Linked DNA regions of Homo sapiens: region 1 is linked to region 2. A link is a contact called in ENCODE Hi-C or POLR2A ChIA-PET data. All regions are on one chromosome and are shown on one strand. Each heading gives the region's core, a stretch centred on a gene start or an enhancer-like site at or near the end of the contact. The rest is flanking DNA. Distances are from core to core; before and after follow the strand shown.

Region 1 (4,962 bases), core at 684-3,183, 78 kb before region 2:
CATACACCAAAGGCTCTGCCAGGGAAGATCTTGGGATGAACTCACTTCTGTTACCCACAGTACCTGTCCCAAGACCTGGAACATAGGAGGAGCTCAAGAAATGAATAAATCAGTAACCCTTTGTCTTCAAAGGGAAGAACTTTCTGGAAAGGGACGGGATGTGTGAAGAGGGTATTTGCAGCAAATAACAGCAAAAATCTTGCTAATTAAAAGGAAAGAAGAGCAAAGCTCTGTGCTGGTGATGGCATGGCAGGGAAAGGCACTTTCATACATTGCTAGTACAAGCACAAATAGCACAACCTTTTTCAAAGGTGATCTGGTAAGATCTACCGATACCACTAAGGATATCAGAAACATCAGTCGTGCTAGGAGAGAACAGAGGCAGTGGGGCATGCTGGGAAAATCCCCAGTCTGGGAGAGGAGTCCCGGCTTCCCATCAAGCTACCCAGACAGCCATGGGAATCCCAGGCAAGTCCTTTCCTGTCTCCCAACGTCCAGGTTTTTGTCCACCCAATGATAGAGTTAGGCTTGCTGATCTCTAGACCCTGTTTAGCTGGGATTTCTGTCTCCGACAGAGAGCAGTGGGGCATAGAAACGGGTCAGAGCTCCTCAGAATCTCAGATGTGAATTTAGGGCTTACTAGAGAGCTTGAAGGTCCCCAGGTTTCTATTACGTTTCTAAGATCTTCATTCTGGAAGGTCTACCCCTTAGCTACTCTTCTGAAGAGGTAGTAATTGGAGACATAGGCCTTTTTCCCTTGGCTGACCACCTCACCCATCATGGTCCAGTGGATAAACACATCTTCTCTCATCCACCCAAGACGCATCAGAGACCACCCAGCCACTCCCTGACCAGAGGCAAGGCACAGCCACTCTGAAGGCCTGATAACAGTACCTTCTATTTTCTTTTTCCAGCCAGGCTGCTAGGAAGAGTACAAGATGCTATGAATGCTATTTTGGGAAACCCCAACCCCCAACAAATTACCCAAATAATGGGGTCCAATCTAATCCAACCAAAAGCAACCAAGTCACAAGTTCCTTAGTTCCTTCCTAAGTAAAAATGGGAGCCTCCTTACTTACATCCCCTGGATTTCACAGGACATGTTCCATGGGGGTCTCAGTAGGAGGCACATCACATAAGCAAGCACATACAATGTCTCCCGGCTCACAAAGGCTGATACATGTCTGCACAATAGGGCTCTCAAGCCTTTATTCCGACAACACAACTGTGAACCTTCCAGAGGGGAATAAAGTGTGCTAAGTTTTCTAAACTTGCATGGCCACATCCAACAATATGAATACCCTCTCTCACTTAGTCTCCATCACAATAAAGGCAGAACTAGAGTTTCCAAAAGCCCTTTGTAACTGATGCTAAGTAACCCAGAGCTTTAAACTCATTGAGATGTTTGTTGGAAATGACCCAAAGAAGTATCCACAGTGTAGTGCCCAATACGTCGCTTCACAGCAGCAGGGCTCGCAGGACACCTGCATGGATGTAGCAGGACCAAAACCCTTCCATTTTAGACAGTAGCTACCTTCCCACTTCCTACCAAGCCCCAGCCTGGGGCTGCCCAGAGAAGCCAGCGGCCATTCAATAAATACGTATGGTTTTGAAGATCTCGGGAAATAAATGAGGCCCAGCTCTCTCCTCTCCCACCATTTATCACCCTCACTTAGGGGCTCTCACCAGCCAGGGGTCAGCTCACTGCATTTGCTTGACCTCGCACAGTCTCCCCGCTCACCTTCATTCCCTGCCCCATTTCTCTCCCGGGATCAGGGCTGGCAAAACAAGGAGCTGCTGAAGCACCAAACCCGTCCGCTAATTCCCCACCGACTCCAAACACATCATTTCCCTGACTCATCTCAGGCTGCGTGAGGACACAGCTTATGGATCTGGATTTGAAACTCAAGACAGAAGACTGCCTTTGTGCCCCAGGCAGACAGCTAAACAAAGATTTGGAACTTCTGAGACTATAACTTAATGTGGGCACCACCAATTCAAATAACTTTTGGCCCCTCACTTTTCCCCACTGTGCAATCAGAGGCTATTGTTTTAATTTTTAAAATAAGAATATATCATGAATTACTTGTGAAATTAAAGATTGATAAAATGCTAAGAGGGGCAATACTAATACATTATGCTACAAAACAGTGGCATAACAATAAATATAAAATCACATGGAAGTACTTATTATGAAGCTAAGATAATAATAGCACCCGGAGACTACAATAGGGTGTCTCCAAGTAAAAGCTGTCCCAGTGAAGAAAAGGGGTAGCACTTCTCTCTCTCTTTTTTTAAAGGCAGAATTTGTCCTTACAGACTGAGCTACACAGGGAATAAAAAGAATGTGTAGTGTGTTGTGTCGGGAACACAGTTTGCCCACAGCTCTGAGGTTTTACACAATCAGCGGGCTCTTTATACCTGGGTTACAAACCCACCTGCTTTACTCGCTAGCCTGTGGTTTCCCAAGTGATAAGGGCTGGAGCTCTTTGATTTCTAACCCTGGCAGATCTCCTATCTACACAGAAGTTACAATGTGAGCAGATTTAAGGGTCATGTGCACACATGACAGTGTGTTCCATTTAATGGAGTATGAAGCAGGGAGGCAGGCCTGGGGCTGAGGGTGGAGAGGGCATCTCTGCAATTTATTAAAATAAAGGAAACCTCAAGCCTCATCTTGTGATTTAAGAGGAAGTCAATCATGACCAGTTTGCAGTTTAACTTAGCATCTTGGCCATAGCTTGGCTGTATTTTAAATACAAACTATTGTTGACAGATTAAAAAATGGAGTGGTTATTTTCAAAGGAACTGTTAGGCTCCAAAAAAATGTTTTGTTGTTGTTGTTATTTCCAATAAAATCATGCTGGAACACAAATTACAGCACCTTAGCAAAAAAAAAAAAAAAATTATGAGCTAAACAATACAAGGAAGTAGGAGCTCGGAGATCTGGAGAAATTAATTGAGGTTTGTTCACCACCTATGATTCTCTGGTACTACAATGTTTAGTAGAATCATTTATTATTCTACATTCTCATCAATTTTAGCTTACTTTATACTAACTAAAATCTGGCAGCCCTAATGGCTAAAGAAAATAGATACATTTGAAATAAAAAACATTACCTACTCTTGCCTAATATAAATTTAAATGAAAACAGCCTGAACCAGGATTCTTTCTTTCAGAACAAGCCACCCCTCCCTTTCCAACACCCCACCCTAAAATAGAAAAACACATACACATCACAACCACACAGCATTATTTTCTAAAAGGAGGTAACTCGGGCTCTGTCAAGGCTAATAAACATAAATAGATTTTACCTCTAGCCAACAGCTCAAACCGTCCATTAGGGTAAATTTAAAGATGTTTTTGGAATCAGTGCACAAGCAGACACACCCTGTTTACCCCGAAAACCTAAAACACAACAGCTTCTACACCGAGAGTCTCCACATTAGAGCGGCCCTGGGAACCCTCCAGGACGATTCACCTTCTGTTTTCTGTGACCCCTGAATGCCAGTGGTAGCTATTTGAGTTTAAATGGGACAAAATCAGGAAATGAGCAGGCTGAAGTTTTTTGGATTTTAAAACCAGAGATAATTCTGAAAGGAATGAAAATGGGGTTTAAATGTCCTTAAGGTCCAGAGGGAAATGCAGCCTCAGCTTATTCCTAGGCATTTAGCCACGAAAGCCAAAGTGGCAATGCAGCAGGAGTGTGATCAGAAAAAGCACACACCCTCGCGCCACGCTACAGACAGCGTGTTAACATCAACACGGCCTGAACACAATGGGAATGCCGCCAGAGATCACAGGAGTACGTTCGCATTGGAGAGAACCTGGTTGCCTTCATTAACGTCGTAGGTACTCCCACGGAATACAAATGAGGACACCCACACACGCCCCACGGTGCTCTCTTACCTCCAACATAGGCCTGGCACTATCGTGGACAGACAGAATATGTGTCACCTTGTTCTTGCTCAATTGTTCCGCGTCTCTGGCATCTGTCAGAGAAGAAAGGGGATGGACATTTTGATATCTTTGCAAGTTAATTACTCCTAAAGTCTAGCCAGAAAAAAAAAAAAACCCACAAAATGACTTGCATATTTCTTTCCTGAAACTTCATAACTGACCATACATGTAGGAAACTTAGGGCTACTGCTTTCATATATTTTGCCTAACTTTATTTCTTTTGTTTTTTTTTGAGACGGAGTCTCACTCTGTCGCCCAGGCTGGAGTGCAGTGGCGCCATCTCGGCTCACTGCAAGCTCCGCCTCCCGGGTTCACACAATTCTCCTGCCTCAGCTTCCCGAGTAGCTGGGACTACAGGCGCCCGCCACCACGCCCGGCTAATTTTTTGTATTTTTAGGAGAGACGGGGTTTCACCGTGTTAGCCAGGATGGTCTCGATCTCCTGACCTCGTGAGCCGCCCGCCTCGGCCTCCCAAAGTGCTGGGATTACAGGCGTGAGCCACCGCGCCCGGCCTTGCCTAACTTTATTTCTGATTGTCTCATCTTTTGACCCAGAGTGAGAAAGAAAAAAACTTTCTATGAGGAAGAAGAGTCCCTTTAAATGATCAGGTGCAGAAAGGCCTCTGTAATATAACAGCAGTCTCCTCTCCCTCCCCCTTGAGCTAAATGGTTACCTTGAAGCCATCTGCTATGTGGTCCCTAGACTGATGCCAAGTAGACATAAAATGCCATACATCATAGTTCAATATCGTATAGCCAGGCACTAACCAATGTTATTTCTATAAACCAATGAGAATTCCTGCTGAACAATTTTTTGTAATTGCCACTCTCCTGATTCGTCTTTTTTTCTTTAAAAACTTGAGCCCCTATTTTACTCTCCGGGGCACTCCCCAAGGCAACCTGAAAGTGTGTTTCAGGCTACAGTCCTCAAGCTTGGCCCAAATAAACCCTCTGTATTAATTTTGCCTCAGCTTCTTCCTTTTAGGCAACAAAAGTGTTAAT
Region 2 (5,301 bases), core at 1,427-3,926:
CAATGTATTATGTATTTCAGAATAGCTACAAGAGAGGACTTGATGTGTACCCAACACGTGGAAATGATCAATATCTTGACTAGATCATCACACATTCTGTGCATGTACCCCACAAATATGTACTAATATAGCGTATCCAAAAAAATTAAAGTCAGCATATTGAAATATCATAAATAAACCAAAGTGAAACTAACTCCCCAAGTTAAATAAATGGATTCTCTTTTGTGTCTCAATTTCTTCAACATCAAACCTTTTTTCATTTTAGTGAAGTATATTCTTCCAGAAATTAATATTGATTAACGTTAATATGTTAATATAATGTATATAGTAAGAACTCCCTCTCCCCTTACTAAGAAACTTCCCAACTACAATTTTCTCTTCAAGATTCTTCATGGTGCACATATCGTTTTAACATGCCACTTCCGTGTGTGTTCAAATCCTTTGTGGGACGATTTTCTTGTCCTTTTCAATTCTCCCTTCCCAGATTTGGTCTCAGGCTTCAACAGCTCCTGTGTTCTTGGATTTCAATGTCGCCAGTGATCATTAAGATCTGTTTGGCTCATGTGCTTGTGGGCCAAGTGATCCATTTTATAGGAAGAACAATGAGGAGGAGCGAGACAGTCAGCAAGAAAGTGGATTTACTGAAACAACACATGGGGCGTGGTGGATCTTTTGTTTGTTTTGGAAGGTTTTGCTTTGTTTTTTGGTGAACTCATTTCGAATTCAGCAAGAGGTATAATCTTTAACTTTCAGCTACAAACAAAACACCTGTCTCATTACCAGCCTGGGTAGGTGTGGAACACAAATGGTTTTTCATTTCTGTGAAGTATTCTTCGAGCTTGTATAGCCAAGAAGGCTTAACACTGTGCTGTTTTCTATTGGGCTTTCTGTGGGAGAAAAAAATTTGATGAAAAGAAAAGAATAGGCCGGGCGCAGTGGCTCACCCCTGTAATCCCAGCACTTTGGGAGGCCGAGGAGGATGGATCACTTGAGGTCAAGAGTTGGGGACCAGCCTGACCAACATGGTGAAACCCCGTCTCTACTAAAAATACAAAAATTAGCTGGACGTGGTGGCAGGTGCCTGTAATCCCAGCTACTCGGGAGGCTGAAGCAGGAGAATCGCTTGAACCCGGGAGGCGGAGCTTGCAGTGAGCCAAGATCGTGCCACTACACTCCAGCCTGGGTAACAAAGCGAGACTCCGTCTCAAAAAAAAAAATTGCATTTTGCACTTAGCAATATATCATTGATTTTTTAATATGGTGAAATATCATGTACAGCAAACTTTCATGGCTGCATGTTTCCTCCATTTTATGGAAGTACCCTAATACATTCAGCCAATCCCCTATTTGGGGACTTTCAGATTGTGTTGAATTATTAACTAATATTTAAGCAATACTTAAATAAATATTCTCTACATATATTTTAGGTGCATATGCAATTTTTTGCACAGGATTATAATTCTTCCAAGCAGAAGTGATAAGTGCTCAAAAGTTTTAAGATTTGTGACACCAATCACCAAGTTACCCACCACAAGATCTGATTATCATTTACATTTCTCCCATTAGTGACTGAGAAAATCCACGGTCCCCCAGCATGTCCAACAGGGACAACAGGGGTGTGCATTTGCGTTTATTAATATTTGGGCAAAAATGCCATTTCACTTTTGTTCTGTGCCAAGATCCTGGTTTTTGCTTGATCTTTCAGAGTCCTGAAGTCATGTGAAAGCAGACAAAAGTTAAACAGGCTGCAGCCACTAAGGAGCTCTCCTCCTCCTTTAGGATCAGAGTGATGCGGGCTCAGGGCTTCTGCCTTTTCTGTTGTTAGCAGACTTTCTCTGAAGCCCCAGGGGACTCGAGGTACAGTAGTAATGGGGGGATGGCTACAGGGTAAAGAAATTACCAGGAAAGAAAAAATGGAAATAGTAATTTGGGAAGATGGGCCAAGACTGGGCATGAGGTTTCTGGGTACCCAGCATGGCTCCAGCAAGAGAGGGAGCGGGGGGTGCTGGAGACTGTGGACAGAGCAATCCGGCCTTTGAGTCAGCAAAGTCCTGGGTGGGGAGGGCTAGAGAGCCTGATGTGGCTAAAAACAAGCTTCTGCCAACAGGTGAAATGGGCACTAAAGGAGAAATAAATTTCAGTTATTGAATATCAAAAGGGTTCCAGTTATTGTCCACACAGATTTGAGGTCCGAAATACAAAACTCCTACGTGATGGTAACCGTTCTTTTTAGAACCTCCTTCTCTCCATTACTGCCCCAGATAAAACTCCCCCTAGACATGAGCTTCCAGGGCCATGGAGAGAAGGCAGTAGGGTTGGGAAGGACGCAGGTTGTGGAACATTCCATGAGGATGTTCTTTCCATATTTATTTTTACTGCTTGGCCTTCTAGACCCAAATTCTCTAATTTTATCTTGTCAGTCTCTGTGAGTAAAAAATTCCACCTCTTCTCTCTCTGCTCTCCCCAGAGAGAAGTTTCTCTCTGTGAAAGAATTAACCACCCTGCCCCCAACAGTCATCAGTGTGTGGGTGACACCTCGTCCTGGATGAATCTTTTCAAGATAAGTTTCTTTTCTGCTTCATGGTATGTGAAAAAGTGGAAAATGAGGTGGAGAGAGAGAGACAGAGAGAGCAAGAACAAAAGAGAAAGTGAAAGAGAGACGGGGAGAGAGCAAGCACAAGAACAAAAGCAAGAGTGAGAGACAGATGGGGGGAGGGAAGAGGCAGAGGGAGAGGGAGAGGAAGAGGGAGAGGGAGCAGGACAGCTAGAGGGAAGTCAGCTCATCCTAGGAAGTTTCCAAACTTTTTCCTTTCTCTCCCTCCCCTCTGTTTTCCTTTTAGTTTGTCCCTTTACCTCCCCCTCCCCTTCCCTCCTCTCCCTCTCTCTCTTCTTTCTTCTCTTTCTCTCCTTCTTCCTTCCTTCCTTCCTTCCTTCCTTTCTTTCTTTCTTTCTTTCTTTCTTTTTCTTTCTCTCTCTCTCTCTCTTTCTTTCTTCCTCTCCTTTCTCTTCTTCTTTTCTTACTTTTCATTTTGATTGGGAAAATATTTACTTCACTCATCAAAACTTTCATCCTTTTGGAAGAAATCCTGACTCACAGTTCTAGGCCTATCTGGGCTCACTGAGGAAAGGACTGGGGGCATGGGATGAAATAGAGACTTCTTATGAAGAGGATTTCTGAGGAGGGATTTGAGTACAACTCACTGAACTTGGGAAAGGATAAAGATCACCCTCAAGGCTGGGCTCGGTGGCTCTTGCCTGTAATCCCAGCACTTCGGGAGGCCAAGGTGGGCGGATCACCTGAGGTTGGGAGTTTGAGACCAGCCTGGCCAACATGGTGAAACCCCATCTCCACTAAAAATACAAAAATTAGCTGGGTGTGGTGGTATGTGCCTGTAATTCCAGCTACTTGGGAGGCTAAGGCAGGAGAATTACTTGAACCCGGGTGGCAGAGGTTGCAGTGAGCTGAGATCTCACCACTGCACTCCAGCCTAGGTGACAGAGCGAGACTCCATCTTAATTAAAATAAAAAGAGAGAGAGAGAAAAAGAAAAAGATTGCCCTAGATGATTGACAGCCCCTCAGGAGGCCTCTTTCATCTCACAAGTTTCCCTCCACCCAAGGCACTTTCCCCTCTCACCTGCTTCTATCCAGGCATCATCCAGGGAAGTGACTTCAGCTTCAGAGGAACAGGAAGGGCAGGGGAGAGGAGATGACTACGGTGCTTGGTTCCAAGCAGCAAACCCCAGGCATCTGGAAGGGAGGCTGTTGTGGAGGGGCTGTTCTTGTTTACCAGCAGAGGGAGAGGTACCACCTTCACCCCCATGCACCTTTGCTTCCCTCAGTCTCTACACATCTCTCTGTCCCTGCAACCTAGAGGCCCCATAGGCAACCCTCCAATTTGTCACAGGCTCTTTCTCCTGATCACAGTAGTTAATAAAGATTCCTGGGCCAAAAGTCAGAAAGAACAAAGGCATCTTCTCCAAAGCTGATAGTGAGACCTCAGGAGAACCAGCCCAGCAGTGACCTATTTATTGCACCTAGTAAAGCTTGTATCCTGAGCTCAGCCCTTCCCAGGACTTTCTGTTAGGGCAGCACAAGGCATGGACTCAATCCTATAGGTCAGCATCCAGATCCCCAGTCCTCTGCTGTGCGTCTTTGGAAAGTTTCTTACCCTCTGAGCCTCAGACCCTGCATATGAGAAAGCCTGGCAAGGAGCAGCATTTGCTCAGGCTCAGTGACATTCGCCGTGACTGTCTCAAAAAGTGACAATTCCGAGACGGAATTTTGCTCTGTCACTCAGGCTGGAGTGCAGTGGCGTGATCTCCACGCACTGCAACCTCTGCCTCCTGGGTTCAAGCAATTCTCCTGCCTCAGCCTCCCAAGTAGCTGGGATTACAGGCACACGCCACCGCACCCAGCTAATTTTTGTATTTTTTTAGTAGAGATGGGGTTTCACCATGTTGGCTAGGCTGGTCTCGAATTCCTGACCTCATGATCTGCCCACCTCGGCCTCCCAAGGTGCTGGGATTACAGGCATGAGCCACCTCACCTGGCCAAAGTGACAACTCTTAAAACAAGACAATGTTTTCGGCCTGGTGTGGTGGCTCACGCCTGTCATCCCAGCACTTTGGAGGCTGATGTGGGCAGATCACGAGGTTAGGTGTTCAAGACCAGCATGGCCAATATAGTGAAACCCCTTGTCTACTAAAAATACAAAAATTAGCCAGGCATGGTGGCATGCACCTGTAATCCCAGCTACTCAGGAGGCTGAGGCAGCAGAATTGCTTGAACCCGGGAGGGAGAGGTTGCAGTAAGCCGAGATTACAATACTGCACTCCAGCCTGGGCGACAGAGCAAGACTCTGTCTCAAAAAAAAAAAAAAAAAAAAAAAGAAGCTGTTTGCAAAGCACACTTGGAAGGGTTATTCTGATATTATTTGATATTATTATTATTACTAATATTATTTTTAAGCCTTGTCTCACTCACTTTGTATTCCTAAGATAGAGATTTCTTGGCTATACATTGGAGCTGTGGTTATGCTTTGTGATAATTATTGCTTTGGGCCAGGCTGCCTGCACAGCTGCCAAGCTCAGCAAAGGAAGGGCGCTCTCCTAGGCTCTCTCCTCCCTCTGCCTCTCTCTGTTTTCTTCCCTGGGGTAGCAGTGGTTGGCCTTGCCATCAAGTGTCTCCCCTGGTCATCTGGGATGAGATGGGCCATGTGGAGTAGAGAAGAAACGCAATTCTTTTGGAACCAGGAAGACCTCCATTTGAGCCCTGGCTGAACCTGCCTGTTGGCTGAGTG

What was found. A loop is a pair of places that touch in the nucleus more often than their neighbours do. ChIA-PET counts read pairs that join two places held with the same protein, here RNA polymerase II (POLR2A). Pooled maps may share reads with other maps.
Region 1: a pooled map shows a loop between it and region 2 (2.1-fold over the local background). The contact joins two enhancer-like sites. A Hi-C loop is called at or near these places in 3 of 168 maps with a recorded cell type or tissue (GM11168, GM12878 and endothelial cell of hepatic sinusoid), 37 of 37 single-sample maps with no recorded cell type and 12 of 50 pooled maps. POLR2A ChIA-PET finds 5 or more read pairs at or near these places in 9 of 52 experiments (GM10248, GM12878, OCI-LY7 and 5 more).

The regions. Positions count from the first base shown.
Region 1 is chr6:310,911-315,872 of GRCh38, reverse strand. It overlaps DUSP22 (dual specificity phosphatase 22), which reads right to left. Exons shown (of 7, transcript NM_001286555.3): 3 at 3,911-3,993. Among named protein-coding and RNA genes, the nearest start is that of DUSP22, 21 kb to the right of the region's middle. RefSeq lists silencers at 1,352-1,531, 2,373-2,442, 2,693-2,752. Within about 2 kb of position 1,933, at least 8 of the 41 ENCODE cell types and tissues checked have a DNase peak (open chromatin) inside an H3K27ac peak, as active enhancers do; they include OCI-LY7, where a contact is called at or near this core.
Region 2 is chr6:233,451-238,751 of GRCh38, reverse strand. It overlaps LOC105374870 (a long non-coding RNA gene), which reads right to left. Exons shown (of 3, transcript XR_926357.3): 2 at 3,637-3,749; 3 at 1,618-2,119. Among named protein-coding and RNA genes, the nearest start is that of LINC03066, 31 kb to the right of the region's middle. RefSeq lists an enhancer at 2,629-2,718. Within about 2 kb of position 2,676, at least 10 of the 41 ENCODE cell types and tissues checked have a DNase peak (open chromatin) inside an H3K27ac peak, as active enhancers do; they include OCI-LY7, where a contact is called at or near this core.